2 separate regions of the Mus musculus genome follow, and region 1 is linked to region 2. The links are chromatin loops, found by intact Hi-C in ENCODE. Cell type or tissue: heart. All regions are shown on one strand. Each heading gives the region's core, and the rest is flanking DNA. Links, peaks and the distances in the headings are about the cores only. Region 1 overlaps Gm39050 (a long non-coding RNA gene). Region 2 holds the start of Aqp11 (aquaporin 11).

Region 1 (8,332 bases), core at 132-8,131, 50 kb before region 2:
TAAAGTAGAGCTAATGAGATTGGTCAACAGGTTAAAAAAAAAAAAAAAAAAAGCCCTTGCTTTAATGAACATACCTAATCAGTTCCACCCCTGAAACTCACTGTGAAAAGAGAGAATGAATCATCTCCTGAAAGCTGTCCTCTGACCTCCACAAAATTTCCACTAACACGCACGCACGCACGCACACACACACGCACGCACGCACGCACACACACACGCACACACACACAATAAGGAAGTGGAAATTTAATAATATATAGGGCTGACAAGATGGTTCATCAAGAAAAGATGCTTCCTGCCAAGCCTGATGACCTTAGTCTGATCGCCAGGAAAGAGAATTCCCAAAAGGTGACTTTGCATAAGCTACACCTCGGATGCATGCACTCACAACACAATAAATAAGGAAAACGTAAAAAGGGGGGGGGGGGGCTAGTTTCATTCTTCAACATGTCAAAGAAAAAAATTTTTAAAAAGGAAAGAAAAGAAAAGGAAAGGAAAGGAACGGAAAGGAAAGATAAAAGATTCACAGGCCACTGAACTTAGTGGTCTCCCAGTTAGGAAGCTAAAAGAGAATCACAAATTCATTGCCTGAGCTACAGAATGAGTCCAAGGTTGGTTTTTGTCTCAAAATTTAAAAATGCTCAGTGTAAGACATCCAAGGGCTGGGGATATAGCTCAGCAGTAGAGCACCTGATCCCTAGTACCATAAAAAAGGAAGGAAAGAAGGAAAGAAGGGGCTAAAGCTCAAAGATGAAGACTCAAATTTAATTGCAACTGATTACTAAAGGAGTACTACAAAAATTCTAGACTCCTGAGCCAGAAGATGGAAGAGTAACTCATTCCCAGAGATGGAAGAGGGAAGAGGAGGAACTATTTCTCAGAGGTCCAATAAAGAATTCTCCACAGGCAAATAACAGGTAGGAAGCAGCACTCCAGGCAAAGCAGCAATTCGGAAAAGAGAAGAGAAGAGGAGGCGGAGGACAGAACCCAGAAAGTTTAAGGATGCAAAAGTAGGCAATGGTCAGCTCTCCAGGAGTTTCTTATTTCACACTAAAAAGTTTGAAGGTAATCCTTCAACTGTGAAAAGGGGGGTGGGAGGGGAGGAAGCACTGATAGACCAGGTTTTGTTTTACAAAGACCCCTCAAGGTACACAGCTTCCTGCAAACCTAGCAAAAGACCTCAAAACAGGTACTCAGAAAATATACATGGAGTTGAACTGGATAAGCTTTTTATCAAGTAAACTCTTACAGATGAAGGGCCACTTTCCCTACGGACTTGCTGTGGCCAGGACTTGTAGGACAGGTCCAGCAACCTTAATTACTGCGCACCATTCTCTGTACAACTGGAGTCCCCCAGAGGACCTTCATTGTTTACAAGTCTACCTCACCCACTAAACTTTGAGCTCTTGGTCTTGTGAGCAAAGACCAGCTGTATTGATGTACTTGAAATCAGCACAGACTTTAGCAGGCAGCTTGAAACACTGTAGCACTTCAGATTGTAGCAGTAATATTGGATAAACAGATGAATAAATAAGTAAATTGATCAGGCCAAGCCATGAGTTCACTTAGCAGGTTAAGACTAGAATAAGCTTCAGGAAATGTCAGAGTCCGAGTTGCCAAAACTCTTTGAGAGGTGGCTTCTAGTTGAGATGGTTTGTGTACATGTGAACATAAGATTTCCAAGTAGAATGCGTTACAAGTGCAGACAGAAGAAATCTCTGTGGGCCTCTGGGAGCCCCAGTGGGGAGAAGACTGTTGTGTCAGGAAGGAAGCAGAATGGATGCCAGCAAAGACTCCAAGGTGGAGAGGATTCTTCAGTGGAATCCCGAAAGCTGAGCAGATGATTGCTAGCTAGCTGCTCATTTCTGAACTTTAAAAGCAAACTCTAAGAACTTTAAGGCTGGGTGTGATCAATTCAAGGTCATATTGGAAGGAGGTAATGCCTAATGAGGCATCTCTGTACCGCTGAACTCCAGTTTTCCTCCTGACAGAGTTGAGAGACCCTTAGACATAGGGGACAAAGGTTTTTCTCAAGAACGATTCTTAAGATAGAAGTACTAACTTGATTAATAACCTCTTCTTTTACCTTTCACAGTTCTGGAAATATCGTAAAGGATAAGGTGATTATCCAAGGGGTTTAACATAAGAAACAGGATACAAGATATTTTTTAAAGGCACTCAATAACTGTCAAGTATTCTTCCAAAAACACAGTATCGTTTACCTTTAAAAGATCCAAGATAGTGATGGTTGGAAGAACTCTGCCTTTGAAATAGACTAAAAATGGGCGTGGGGAAAAAAAAAAAAAAAAAAAAAACCTGATTCTCGTTCTAAGTCTGTGAGGAACTTCCCAAGTTACGGAGTATTCCTGGGGTGAAGGTGGGGTCATTTGCTACCCGTCTATTTTACAAGGCGATGAACCTGAAAAGTGATTCCCAAGCCGGGACCGACCACGGAGAATAAACCCTCATTGCTTCACTTAGCATCTGCGTCGCGGGCCAGTTTTAGCGTCTCAGGACCCCGAAGTTCCGGAGGGAGTCAGTCCGGAACCGAGACCGGGACCTGTGGGCCCTCCCCAGCCCCAGCGCCCGCCCTCGGGGCTCCCCAGCGCCCCGACTTCGGGAACCCGCGGTCGCATAGGAGCTGACACATGGGGGCCTTTGTTGGCCCGAAGGGAGCGGTCGGCCTCGCGGGGCGGCGCCCGCCTCGGCTCACCTGGCGCCCCGGTCCGCCCCCCCAACTCCCCGCCCCCTCCGAGCGCCTTCCCCAGCCCCGCGCCCTCGCCCGGCCGCCGTGATGCGGGGAGCACTGTCGCGGGAGGCCAGCTCTCACCTTCTGCGCTCGCTCCACTCCTCCTCCTTCTTCTTCTCCTCCTCCTCCTCTTCCTCCTCCTGGCGGCCGCCAAACCCGGAGAGAGAGCGCGGGAGTGTGAGCCGGCGGGCGCCCCGCGTTCTCCTCTCGCCGCTCGCGCCGGGTTCCTTCAGGCCCGGGGTCTGGAGGGCGGGCCGCTGCGGGCCGCGGGGAGCGGGAGGCGCGCCGGGACTATGAGGGGGCGGGGTGCGCTCGCTAAGGGGAGCCTTCCCTGAGGACACTGTGGAGAGCGCGGGCTCTGAGGGGGCACCGGCGACTGCGAAAAGCCGGTGATAGCGGACAGGACTCCGCGCAGCCTAGAGGTGCAGTGGGACGGGGAGGTGTAGGGCAGCGGCGAGGAGTGCCCACCGTGCGGCGGTACCTTCGGCCCCGGTCGCAGCCTTGCTATTGTATGTAGCCGGGCTGGCGGCCGCCGCGCCCTACGACCCCGCCCAAGCCACGCCTCCTTCGTTCGGGCCCGCCCCCTCTGCCCGGCCTCCGCCCCCCGCAGGTGGGAGGGGGCGGGGAGCGCCGGACAGACCCACGTGAACCAGGCCAACACGGCCAGGGGGCGAGGTGGGGCGCCGGGATGACGTCATCAGCACTTGACGCCAGAGGCTAGGGAATCACCTGGCTGCCGCGTGACGTCATTGGGCCCGGGCGTCTGCTGTGAGCTGTCGCGGTCTCCCTCTTTGAAGCGGCCTTTTCCCTGAAATGTGGATGCTCTGTCAGATGGTTAATGTGAAGTCAGAGTGGAATGCGGGTGGCCCCTTGAATATAAAGCATCTTGGCATCCCTGGGCTCGTCACCAAGAGCTGAAAGTGTGAAAACTGTCTGATCTCACGTCACGTCGGACCCAGACATCTACTCTTCTGTTTGTCTTGGGGTTAGAGGTCTGAGAATTAGGGTAAGGGCTGGGGAAGAAATAGTGGAGACTTTTAAGCTATACTGGACTCAGGTTGAAATAAAAAGTCTGCTCTTCTCCCACCACTGAGGCTATTTTTGACGCAAACCTTTTACCTGAGCTCAGATTCTGTTTTTCTCAATACCTGTAAAATGGCATTCATCACTTGCCTGTCCTGCTATACCTCAAATTCAGTACATCCAAAACCGAGACAAATTACTCTGAGCCAAAACTCAGAGCCTTATTTCACACACCAGATATCCAAGTTAAGTTGAATTCCTAACCCATAATTTCTTAATAAGTTGCACCTGGCTATCCTAATTTGACTTCTCTAAGCTTCAACTTAACAACAACAACAACAAATGCAGTTTAGCATGCATTGCCCTTGAAAATAATAGCTATTTCTGATGACCTTTCCCCTTCATGTTCTCAGCCAATGATCACCATTCAACAGCCCTCTAATCAGATCCTTGTTCTCAACATTAATTTCAAATTGTCCTTCCTGCTTGTAAGCTGAAAAGAAAACAAAAAATAAAAAAAAAACAAAAACAAAACCACGTCAAGCCTTGTCCAAACTGCTGGTCACCACCAGCACCTGGGCAACAGAAGCAAACTTTCCTCTCTCAAAATCAAAATCTAACTCATTATGCTCAGTGGTCTCCAGGGAAGCTTTATAAAGCTACAAAACTGATGATTGCTTCCCCACGTTTAAACAGTCAGAGACACTTTATTGCTTTTAGGATAAAGTCCAAACTTTAACGCAGCACTTACAGGCTGGCTGTGTATGACAACCTTTCTGGCTTCGTCTTGAGCCACATAAGAATCCTACCTAACATTTTTTAACATTCTTTTTTCTATCAAGAGCCCTTCCTTCATTATCTGACTTGAAAACACCTATTCCTTTTACAAACTAAAACTCCAATATCATATTAATCTAGGAGTTTGACTAATATTTCTAAGGTTCCCTGAATTTAATATTATGCCCTTTCTAATCTGCCTATTTATTCCTCTCTCTCTCCCACCTCACCACCTTTCTTTCTTTCTTTTAAGATTCCTGGCTGGCCTAGAACCTGTAACAGTGCTCCCAAGTGTATCACCTCTGGCCTGGCTATTTTATCCCAAGCAGTACAAATTGTAATAACTGTAATTGTGTATCTGACTTCATCAGTTCCACAGAATAAACCCACCTGTACCTCCCAACTTGGAGCAGTGCTTGATACATAGTATCAATCAATTTATTTAAAAGATATTAAAGTCTAGGTGGAGGCATAGACCTTTAATCCTGGCATTCAAGAGACAGAAGCAGGCAAATCTCTGTGAGATCCAGAAGCCCTATATCCAAAAATAAAAATTAAATTAAAAATTAAAAAACTGTATTTAATAAAAGCTTACTGTGTGGTAGATGCTGTTCTGAGCCCTTCATTAATGCTATCTTGCTAAACAAACCTACAACAACCCTTCCAGGTTTCCTCCTGTCCCTCTCGTCCTTTGATGAGGAAACTGTGGCATGTACACAGAGCATAGTTTATCCCAGGATCACAACCCAGGAAATGTATCCTAATCTACACTCTCTTTGCACTGTCTCCACAGCAAGCAAATAGCAGCTCTTTCAGAATGCTAGTATTCTGACCACTGTAGAGAGTACATGTGGTTCCCTCCATGACGAAACACTTAGCAGGTGTGATTAAATCAGGACTTTGAGATAAGAACCGCTCTGCTCTTGAGAGCATATTCAAAAGAGGGAAACATGCAAGAGCACACGTCTTCTTTGGATCCTCTGGCACCTTGGTTTGAACCCATACACACCCATCCATTTTGAACTTCTGAATTGTCACTTTGTATAGCAAGTGTGTAATTTTTAAATTGGATATTTTATTTATTTACATTTCAAATGTTATCCCCTTTCCCGTTTCCCCTCTGCAACCCCCTTTTGCCATTCCCCCTTACTCTGCTTCTATGAGGTGCTCCCTCACCCACCTACTCACTCCTGCCTCACCACCCTAGCATTCCTCTACACTGGGGCATCAAGCCTTCACAGGACCAAGGGCCTCCCCTCCCATTGATGCCAGATAAGACCCCTTCAGCTCCTTCAGTCCCCTCCCTAACTCCTCCATTGGGCTCCCTGTGTTCAATCCAATGGTTGGCTGCAAGCATCCGCTTCTGTATTGGTCAGGATCTGGCAGAGGCTCTCAAGAGACAGTTGTCTCAGGCTCCTATCAGCAAGCACTTCTTGGTGACTGCATGTGGAATGGGCCCCAGGTGGGGCAGTCTCTGGATGACCTTTCCTTAAGTCTCTGCTCCACTCTTTGTTCCTGTATTTCCCTTAGACAGGAGCAATTCTGGGTTAAAATTTTGGAGATGAGTGGGTGTCCCTATACTTCAACCAGGGGGCCATGCCTAATTTCTAGATATGGACTCGACAGGAAATATCCCCTTTGTAGGATATTTGAGCTAATGTCATCCCCGTGGGGTCCTGGAAGGCTCTTGCTTTCCTAGCATCTGGGACTTTCTGGTTGCTACCCCCAGTTCCCCATCCCCCACGGCTACACACCTCTGTTCAATTTCCTGACCCTCTGTACATCTCCTCCATCTCCTCCCATACCTGATTCTTACCCCCTTTTCCCCTCTCCGTCTTCTCTTCCTCCCAAGTTCCTCCCACCCTCTACTTCCCTTGATTATTTTGTTCCCCCTTCTAAGTAGGACTGAAGCATCCACTCTTTGGTCTTCCTTCCTCTTGAGCTTCATGTGGTCCATGAGTTGTATTTTGGGTATTCCACACTCTTTGCATAATATCCACTTATCAGTGAGTACATACCATGAAGTGTGTATTGTTTTAGGCCACTACATGTGCTAATTTATTCCCTAGTCCAGAAAGAATTCATCTCCAGTCAAGGGTGGGGCTTGTCTATGTTAGTAAAGTGGAAGGGGTGCTTGCTAGAAGGTGCATCCATCTAATGTGTCCACCCAATTGTAAGACACCACTTGCTATGCTGTCCCTAACCCCCTGCCAAAACTAATAATGAAGACAGCTCTAGCACACCAGTACATTGTGTTTCTTTGTTTTCATTTTAGACAGGGTCTTGCTATGTAGCCCAGAGCTAGCTCCAAAGCCAAGACCCTCCTGCCTCAGTGTGCCCTAAGTACTGAGATTGCAGGCATGGTGCTTCACACTCAGCTCTTCATTCAGGACATCACTTTCAACATAGTCTGCTCCTCCAGCTGCCAAAGAAGAGCAGGGTTTGTCATGTTGTCAGTCTTCTCTGGAAATTTTCTGGATTTTACATTATGTCCTGAATTGACAGGCACATGAGTGACCTAAGACTGATATTTCTTCAAGACTCTCAAAATTGCAAACAAAATCCAACCAACTACATGAAATTGTAAGTGACTAGAGCACACGTTTGGCAGGGCTGAGATTTCTCCAAAAGGAATGGAAACTAGTGCATACATAGGTAGAAATTCTTTAGAATGGTGTGTGGCCTGTGGGACTCACTAAAGTTTGATAAAAGTTCTATCATTTGATATTTAATTTATCTGAGTAGAAAGTTTTTTGTGCTGGCTAGTTTTATGTCAACTTGACAAAGCTGGAGTCATCTGAGAGGGGGAAATGTCAATCAACTGCAGAAATTCTCATCACCTGAGGGTTGTCCCCAGGATGTTGATGCCCCTGAACTTGATAGCTTTGTTTGCAGGTCCATATCACAACCTGATACCAGAGAAGTTGCTGCAGGAGAGAGAGGAAAGTGTATGGTGGACACTGGGTCAGTGCTGCAGCCTAGAGAGAGTCAAACTGTCCAAGGCTGCAGCTGAAATCAGAGATGGACTCAGGGAAGGTAATACCAGAAGTGTCTGCTGCAAACTGCTCAGGTTTCATTTATAGGTTCATCTTATAAATCAAATTTAATAGATAATGGCAATCTTGTTTACACTCCTGTCTGAAAGGTATGTGAATTTTAATTCTCTATAACCTCAACAATTTGGGATTACCAATCTTTACTGTTTTATTTATTACAGGCAGTACATAGTGTGTGACAGGGTGTTCTTGCTTTAATTTACATTCTTCTGATCACCAAGTAGCTGAGCACCTGTGCATAATAGGTCCATAGCTGTCTGAGTTTGATTTTTTTGTGGCTGCTTTTTTTTTTAAAGTATTTACTATTATATCTAAGTACTCTGTAGCTGTCTTCAGACATACCAGACCAGGGTGTCGGATCTCATTATCAATGGTTGTGAGCCACCACATAGTTGCTGGGAACTCCCTCTGGAACTCCCTCCGGAAGAGCAGTCAGTGCTCTTAACTGCTGAGCCATCTCACCAGTCTCTTTTGTGGCTGCTTAATGGATGATTTAACTAATTGGATCTGAGATCAGGTCTCACTATGCAGATCAGGTCGACCTGGAATTTGCTCTCTAGAACAGCTGTCCTTAAACTCAGAGATACACCTGCCTCTGCCTCACTAATGCTGGGATCAAAGTCGCGCACTACCATACCTGACTATTTTTTGAAGTAGGGTTTTATGTAGCCCAGACTGGCCTCAGACTTACTATGCAACTGAAGCTGACATTGAGCTCCAGGCCTTT
Region 2 (8,332 bases), core at 50-8,049:
AAAGGAATTTTCCTTCAAATTTGAGGCAATCCTACCTCGGGCACCAGCATGGTAGGGTAACAGATGCGAGCTACAGTCTGGGAATCTTCATAAGGTTATAAAAGGGACAGTTGAGCCTGGGAAATGAGACTGGACTGTGCAGAAGGTCACCCACCTGACTGTGCTGCCCTGCCCTCTCAGCTCTAGGAAATAGATGGACTTGTGGGTGACAGAGCCATGTGGGACAAGACTGAGGCAGGATGGTGCTTAGTCACCCCCGAACTAAGGCAAGCGTTGCGACATACATCAGCTCAGAACACTGCTAGGCTCAAGGTCAGGGGAGCCCCGGCAGCTGTTCCCACTCTGCTCACTGCGGGCCACCCACGTGGGTGAATTCTTAGGAGTGCGGTGTTGTCATGAACTCTTGGACCCAGGCGGTCAGAACACGGGGTTTCAATTTCAAGCTACTCACTAAGCACGTTTTGCTCTGTGCTGGGCTCTGTGCTAAGGGGTTGGTTACCATGATTTCTGAAGCCAATCAGGTGGGAGAGACAGAGCTCCACACTGCTGACTGGAGAAGCCTGGGGCCTTCTTTCCAGAGACTCCCACGAGACAACGCTGGAATTATTTAGGGGCAGTGGTGAAGGATTTCTCTATGTAGACCAGGTTGACCTTGAACTCAGAGATCTGCCTGCCTTTGCAGAGATTGGGATGTGTGCTACCGGGGCTGGAGAGATGACTCAGTAGTTAAGAGCACTGACTGCTCTTCCTGAGATCCTGAGTTCAATTCCCAGCAACCACATGGTGGCTCACAATGGGATCTGATGCCCTCTCCTGGTGTGTCAGAAGATGATGACAGTGTACTCACATATATATACAATAAATAAATATTTGAGGGGAAAAAAAAAGACGTGTGCTACCACACAGGCTCAAATCTGGGATTCTTAACTTCAGTGCAGAAAAGAATTTCAGGATGAGTTGCTGTGAAGCAAACTGGAGTTTACAAAGAAGAGATTTTCTTTACACAGACTTCAATAGAAAGGCCCTCTTGGACAGGACAATAGCCAACCATAGTTTGGGTGTGGGCTTCTCAGGAATTGTAGTTAAGTGGCTTGGCCACAACTGCACACAATTGCATGTTGATTTTAGAAGCTTTTAGAATTCCATTGATGGAAGTTTTTCTAAGGGCTCCTTCCTATTATTACACACACACACACACACACACACACACACACACACACACACACATCCTTTTTGGTAAATATGAGTATAGAGTGAGTCATAAGATGTCTTGGATATGATTACAACCTGATGAGGTAAATCCTGGGTCACAAAGGTTATTCAAGGGAGATTAGATATATCTTTCACTAAATGGAGCTCCTCATGAGAAAACTAGAAAACTGGGGGAAAGGTTATGTTTCCTTAATCCCTATTCTAACATTCTCTCTCTCTCTCTCTCTCTCTCTCTCTCTCTCTCTCTCTCTCTCTCTCTCTGTGTGTGTGTGTGTGTGTGTGTGTGTGAGACAAAACAACCTTACAGCACTTATTGTTATATAATAATAGCATAAGGGCTACCGAAACAACATAAATAAATGTTTCAGACTGTGTTCCCATTAGAAGACTTTTTTTTTTTTTTTTCCCAAGACAGGGTTTCTCGGTGTAGCCCTGGCTGTCCTGAAGGTCACTCTGTAGACCAGGCTGGCCTCAAACTCAGAAATCTTTCAGCATGATCCAGCCCGGCTGTTTTCTTGTTTTACGGTGAATCTTGTCTGCATCATCTAATACGAGGTTCAAGTACTCCTCAATGCCAATAATGCAGCCATCTATCCCTCTTTCCCAATATTCACTTGCTCACACAGCCACACCGGAATCTGCCTGGCAAGTATCTGAACTTGAGGTTGGCGGACTGCACCATCACCCTCCACACCTTCTGTGGCCCTGGCCCTGGTATGCCATGGTTGGAAGTCACAAAGACCATCTAGGAGGAAGGTCGCCTCAGAAAGTGACTTCCAGAACTATTTTAATATTCCCTTTTTCCCCCCTTCCCTTTTGCTCCGGCCCCGCTCGCACTGGACCATAGGTTTTTTATTTGTTTTTCATTAAGGATGGTTGTGAGCCACCATGTGGTTGCTGGGATTTGAACTCACGACCTCCGGAAAAGCAGTCAGTGTTCTTAACCGCTGAGCCATCTCACCAGCACCTATTTTAATATTCTTATTTGGGATATCTATAAGGCAAACTTCACAATAGATGTTAACTGTGCTGGAATACTTGACTCTCAGCTGGTGCAAGACTTCAGCTCCAGGCTAGCTTCCTTTCCATGGCCCCTCAAACTCCCTTCTTTCCATCCTGCCTCAGGTTGTCCCAGGATTCTGGGAAGCCAACCAATCCAAGGGTTTCCTTCCCACACTGGATGCCAATGAGAACAAGCAAACAATGTTTTCTTAGTATTTTAATATCTCATGATGAAGATAACATAAACATTATAAACTTTGAGGACTTCATGCCTAAACCACCACCTGCAGGCAAGGTGCTTCCAGCAGGTAAAGGTGCCCAATTGAGGACTTGAGTTTGATCCCTGGGACCCACCTTGTGGAACACATGAGATTGGGCACAGCGACCCCCGTATGTATGTATGTATGTATGTATGTATGTATGTATATACATACATATATATATATGTGTGTGTGTGTGTGTGTATGCACATATATAAACATAAATAAGACAATTAGATAATTAAGCAAATGCATTCGATAAAAAATAAAACACAACATCCAAAGTTTGGAAATAGTGGCGATAGCTAGATAAAGTGTGAATATAATTAACGTCAATTTTACACATAAATGGATATATATATTTTCCCCCACACTTACGAAAAAAGTTCGAGTGTGGGTGAAGAAAACCAAAGCTCTAACACCTTGTCAAACCAGTCAAACCTCGGTTCTCACGCCCACTCCCAGTTGACCACAGCTCCTTCCCTGAGGGTCACCTCCTCGCTCCTCAACCTCAGTCTCTCCATTAGTAAAAACGGGGTGGCTGCAAAGATGACCTCTGGGGCTCCGTGGAGTACAGTTTCCGGAGTGTGCAAAGATCAAGGCAGAGTTCCCAAGCCACGCTCCGATCGCCACATGCTCTAGCACCAGCGTGGTGCGGTCTTAGGCTCGGGGTCCGGCGCTGAGAGCCCAGAGCTCGGGCGCCACGCGCGTGCGCAGTGGTCTCGGGGCCCTGGCCCTGTGCTGAGGGAGGCGGCGGAAGGCGGGTGCGCGTGGGGCTCTACAGACCGTTGTCCCCTCCGCCAGTGCCCAGGGACAGCTCCCTCGCCGCCTCCTTTCCCCCGCCCTCCCCCCCTCCCCGGCTCAGGTCACATCTGCACAGCGCAGCCGGGGAGGGGAGGAGCCCTCCAGCGCGGAACCCGGGCTCTCCACTCGGCCCGCCCCTGAGGGGCGTGGGAGGGCGGGGCGGCGGACTTCGGACTCCAGCCCCCGACGCTCCTCTGTCCCTGCCGCCCTCAGCCATCCCCAGCGGTGAGGGAGCCATGTCCGCGCTACTGGGGCTCCGGCCCGAGGTGCAGGACACCTGCATCTCGCTGGGGCTAATGCTGCTGTTCGTGCTGTTCGTGGGGCTGGCCCGCGTGATCGCCCGGCAACAGCTACACAGGCCCGTGGTCCACGCCTTCGTCCTGGAGTTTCTAGCTACCTTCCAGCTCTGCTGCTGCACCCACGAGCTCCAAGTGCTGAGCGAGCAGGACTCTGCGCACCCCACCTGGACTCTGACACTGATCTACTTCTTTTCCTTGGTGCATGGCCTGACCCTGGTGGGCACAGCTAGCAACCCGTGCGGCGTGATGATGCAGATGATTCTGGGGGGTATGTCCCCCGAAATGGGTGCCGTGAGGTTGTTGGCTCAGCTGGTTAGCGCCCTGTGCAGCAGGTACTGCATAAGCGCCCTGTGGAGCCTGAGTCTGACCAAGTACCATTACGACGAAAGGATCTTAGCTTGCAGGAATCCCATCCACACCGACATGTCCAAAGCGATCATCATAGAGGCCATCTGCTCCTTTATTTTCCACAGCGCTCTACTGCACTTCCAGGAGGTCCGAACCAAGCTTCGCATCCACCTGCTGGCTGCACTCATCACCTTTTTGGCCTATGCAGGTTTGTTATTCCTACCAAACACTTGGCAGTCCGGAGCCTCTATGACCAGAGGTTCTAAGTTCTTTACCGATACATTTGAGCACCCCCTGCACCCTACCCTGGGCCACTTATTATTCTAACCACCTTGCAGCCTAGCAGTTGGAGCCAACATACAGATCTTCATTCATTGCTGTTTTGAACACCCAGAGAAAGCAGACACTCCGGTGCCGAAACTAAGATCGTGGCAGATTACTGCCAAAGGCTTAAATAGCCCACAAAGGGATTGTTTTAATGTTAGAAAGGCAGCTTATCAGTTACGGCTCTCATGCCAAGGTGGTATAGATTGCTTCTGACACTCTTACTGAGAAACGATCCGGTCAAAAAGTTCCTTCGAGCTTAAAGTGCACGATAGGTCAGTAGTTGACCGCGAGGAGAAGCAGTTCTGTAGCTGCATTCACGTCCTACTTTTTTCCTACAAATTACTTGTCATATTCCTTATGTGGAGTTGCACGTGGACTTTTAAGTAGACTCCCATGAAAGGTGTGTTTCAAGTTTAAACTGTTCTTGTTTTGTTTTTACGAGACAGGGTTTCTCTGTGTATCCCTGGCTGTCCTGAAACTCACTTTGTAGACCAGGCTGGCCTCGAACTCAGAAATCCACCTGCCTCTGCCTCTCAAGTGCTGGGATTAAAGGCGTTTGCCACCACAGTCCGGCTCAAGTTTAAAATGTTTTTAAAGATGCTCTTTAAAAACAAATCATTCTCAGCTGGGTGTGGTGGCACACGCCTGTAATCCCATCACTCAGGAAGCAGAGGAGGAGGATAATGTTAAATTCGTTGTCAGACAGTGCTAAATACTGAAACCCGGTCTAAGGAAAACAAAACAAAAACAAGAAAAAAAAACCCTCCAGAAGTCTTATTTACTTGTTTACTTTCACAAAGCTTAGCTGCAGTAGCAATTCAAAAATTGTTTAATGATAAAATGCGCCTTTTAAAAGAGTGTGTCATTTAAAATAATGAAATACTTTTACTGGGATGATAGTGGAACTATAAAGAATGTTTTAGAGGCATGAATATAAATAAAGGACACCTAGTGACAGTCTTAATACTTCTTGTACTCATTAAAAGGGAAACCCTGCCTAGCACTGCCCTTCTGGGCTCAAGCCAGGGCACAGTAAACAAAACCCCTTGACTTCCAGTGTAGGCTTGACTTCCTGGGGCAACATGAAAGACTTCAGAAGTCTCCTTTCTTTGAATCTAGCATTGTTTTTTTAGTTGACACACAGGAAAACACATTGTGTGGGATAAGAGAAGTGGGCACGTGCTATTTGAGGGGCCAGTGAGAGTTTCAGCTAAAGCAGAAACTCCCGCTGTGCATGAGCAGTTCTACCACAGGAGAGTTCTGTGCTTGCCCATTAAAGCAGCAAAGAGCTGTGCAGGTGATTCATGCCCGAGATACTAGCACTGGACAGGTAGAGGCAGGAGGAATAAAGTCTTCTGCTACTGACTGGGTTTGGGTCAGCCTGGGCTACATGAGACCTAGTCTTTAAAAACAAGCACACAAAAAATAAAAATCTGAGATTGTTTTATAATTAAAAAGAACTTAAGGACACCTAGATCTTTCTCACCCCCGAATTGTTCCTCCTGCCTCTGTTGATAGTTGTGAAGTTGGTGTTCTTCCTGTACTTTTATGCTCTTAGCACCAAGTTATGATTCCATAAATAATGTATTTACTACTAACTATTCCTGGGCTGGGGATGTAGTTCAAAGATAGAACACTTGCCTTTATGCACATGGCCCTTGGCTCTTGTGAGGGGTAAAAACGTCTTCCAAAAGAGAAGAAAAGTGACCCTTGGAGTTATTTCTAAGTAAGAGGCCAATGGAGAAGGTCTCTAGGATGTCAGTTTAAGGGTCTGAAGCTCGGCTGATTTCTTGTCGTGAATACTCAGGACTAAACCAATCTCTGATGCAGACGTTCTCAACAATCTCTTTCCAAATCTCTGGAGTTTTAAAAATATACCCATTCTGGTGCAGATCTCAGCATCTAACTGCTCTGGGAAGGGGCGGAGGAAGTGTCAGAGTTTAAAGTTCTGCCCAGGCGATCCGATTATGAAACCGGTTTTGAACAATGCTCTAGAGTGGACCTGCTTTGTCCTGCTCAGCAGCCACTGGCTCCAGGTGCCTATTTAGATTGAAGTTAAACTTCAGCACTTCAGACTGTATGTGCATTCCTCCGTCACGCCTCACTGTACTAGAGCTGGTGGCTCTGGTATTGGTCAGGGCCGGAGACTGCAGGGGTGGAACCAAATATACACTGGTTATAAAGCTACATGCCTTTCTGCCAATATAAAAGAGATAAGAGTACTCCCTAGGTACCTGTTATAGACCCAATCACTTTGCTAAGGAATTCATGGGTTACCGTAATTCTCACAGTTACCCAGGACGGGCACATTATTCTTCTTCCCATTTTAAGTAAAGCAAATAGCACTGGGGAAAGAAGTGACCTGCCTCAGGTTGCAGCGAGGCTAGGCTGGAACCATGGCTCACACTGCTGGGTATCAGTTTAACGATGTAATTATCAGCATTTCCATAGTGTGCACAGATTGCTTGGCTATAAAAGGGAGTAAAGTTCTGACATATGCTACATGGATGAACATAATGTTAAGCAAAAGAAGCCTGGCTTTTTTTTGTTTGTTTGTTTTTGTTTTTTTTTCGAGACAGGGTTTCTCTTTATAGCCCTGGCTGTCCTGGAACTCACTCTGTAGACCAGGCTGGCCTCGAACTCAGAAATCCGCCTGCCTCTGCTGGGATTAAAGGTGTGTGCCACCACTCCCGGCTTAGAAGCCTGGCTTTAAAAAAAAAAAAAAAACAAACAAAACCCAAAACAAATACTGTGTGACTCTGCTTCCAAGAAATACCTGAAACAGGCAAATTCAAAAACTGAGAAAGTAAATAGAAGTTACTGAGAGAGCAGGGGGTGAGGGTAGACTGGGTGAGGATGCACTATTGAGTAGGAATAGGATTTGTGTTGGCAGCAGTGAAAAAAAAAACACATGAAAACTTAGGGTCAGGTGTGGTGGCTTAGTACTCAGGAAGCAATGGGGAGAGGATCAGAAATTCAGGTAAGCCTGGGCTATGTAGTGACTTTGAGGCCAGCCTAGGCTACACAAGATCCTAACATAAATAGGATGAAAAAGAAGACACGGGGGAAATGTTGAGGGGCTGGACCACTTTTGGGTAAAGTTGGTGCTGATGGCCACGCAGCACTGTGAATACAAAGAACAGCAAATGGTGTGCGTGATGATGTGTGTGTATGAAAACTTAAAGCTTTTCATTATTACACAATTCTGTTGCCAATAACCCCTTAAGCCCTGGATTAAGCAGGTTTCTAAGGTTAAGATCTTATAGAGACATCACTTTGTTCCTATGTAGTGTGAAACCCCAAGAGGAGGATGTGAAACAGGTTTGGGGTCCTTTCTGTCTAGAGTCTGTAGCCTAAAAGAACGCACCTTGGAAATGGCCGCTCCTGGACTTACCATTCCTGTTACTTTGCAGATAATAAGTCATGACTGTTCCAAAGATAATGGACTGCCTTTGACTGCTAGAGTGTCTGATAAGGATTTGAGCAACAGAGCAACAGGCTCATAGGACTGTGCATTCACTGCTTAGCACTCGTTTTTAATGGGTGGAAACTAAGCCTATGGCTGGATATACGCTAATCACATGCTGTGCCCAGCACTGAAGGTTCATATGTAAGCCGAGGCTACCTATATGATACCAATTATAGACACATTGGCTTTCCTAACAAAAGAAAAAAGCTCTGGCCGGGCGTGGTGGCGTATGCCTTTAATCCCAGCACTTGGGAGGCAGAGGCAGGTGGATTTCTGAGTTTGAGGCCAGCCTAGTCTACAAAGTGAGTTCCAGGACAGCCAGGGCTATACAGAGAAACTCTGTCTTGAATCCCCCCCCCCCAAAAAAAAAAGAGAAAAGCTCTGTAGCTAAGCAGAGTTACGAACTATTTTTTTAAGATGGAGTCTTCTCTTGCTTTGTCACTACCTAGGCTGCTTTCAAACTCAATTGGTCCTTCCAAGTGTCTAGAGAAGTTAAATGTATTTATTTTGTATGTGTATGTGGGGTGGGGGATGGGTGTATATGCGTGCTATAGCACATGTGTAGGGGTCTGAGGACAACTTTAGAGAGTCAAATATCCCTTCCACCATGT

What was found. Peaks named below come from ENCODE experiments on the same cell type or tissue, not always from the same donor. Only the 100,000 strongest peaks of a DNase experiment are listed, where the experiment ranks them.
Region 1: it touches region 2 in a loop (5-fold over the local background); 4 of 42 quality-filtered maps call a loop at or near these places.

What each region holds. Positions count from the first base shown.
Region 1 is chr7:97,783,473-97,791,804 of GRCm38, reverse strand. The region is part of intron 1 of Gm39050 (a long non-coding RNA gene); the gene reads left to right. It also overlaps a transcript of Pak1 not described here. Among named protein-coding and RNA genes, the nearest start is that of Gm39050, 13 kb to the left of the region's middle. In heart, for the core only: no CTCF peak of the experiment used is centred there; a DNase peak (open chromatin) is centred at 3,364; H3K4me3 peaks cover 1,631 bases; H3K27ac peaks cover 1,153 bases; H3K27me3 peaks cover 4,620 bases.
Region 2 is chr7:97,733,170-97,741,501 of GRCm38, reverse strand. It overlaps Aqp11 (aquaporin 11), which reads left to right and starts at 3,255. Exons shown (of 3, transcript NM_175105.3): 1 at 3,255-4,133. The coding sequence starts at 3,515. In heart, for the core only: no CTCF peak of the experiment used is centred there; a DNase peak (open chromatin) is centred at 3,351; H3K4me3 peaks cover 1,880 bases; H3K27ac peaks cover 1,220 bases; H3K27me3 peaks cover 288 bases.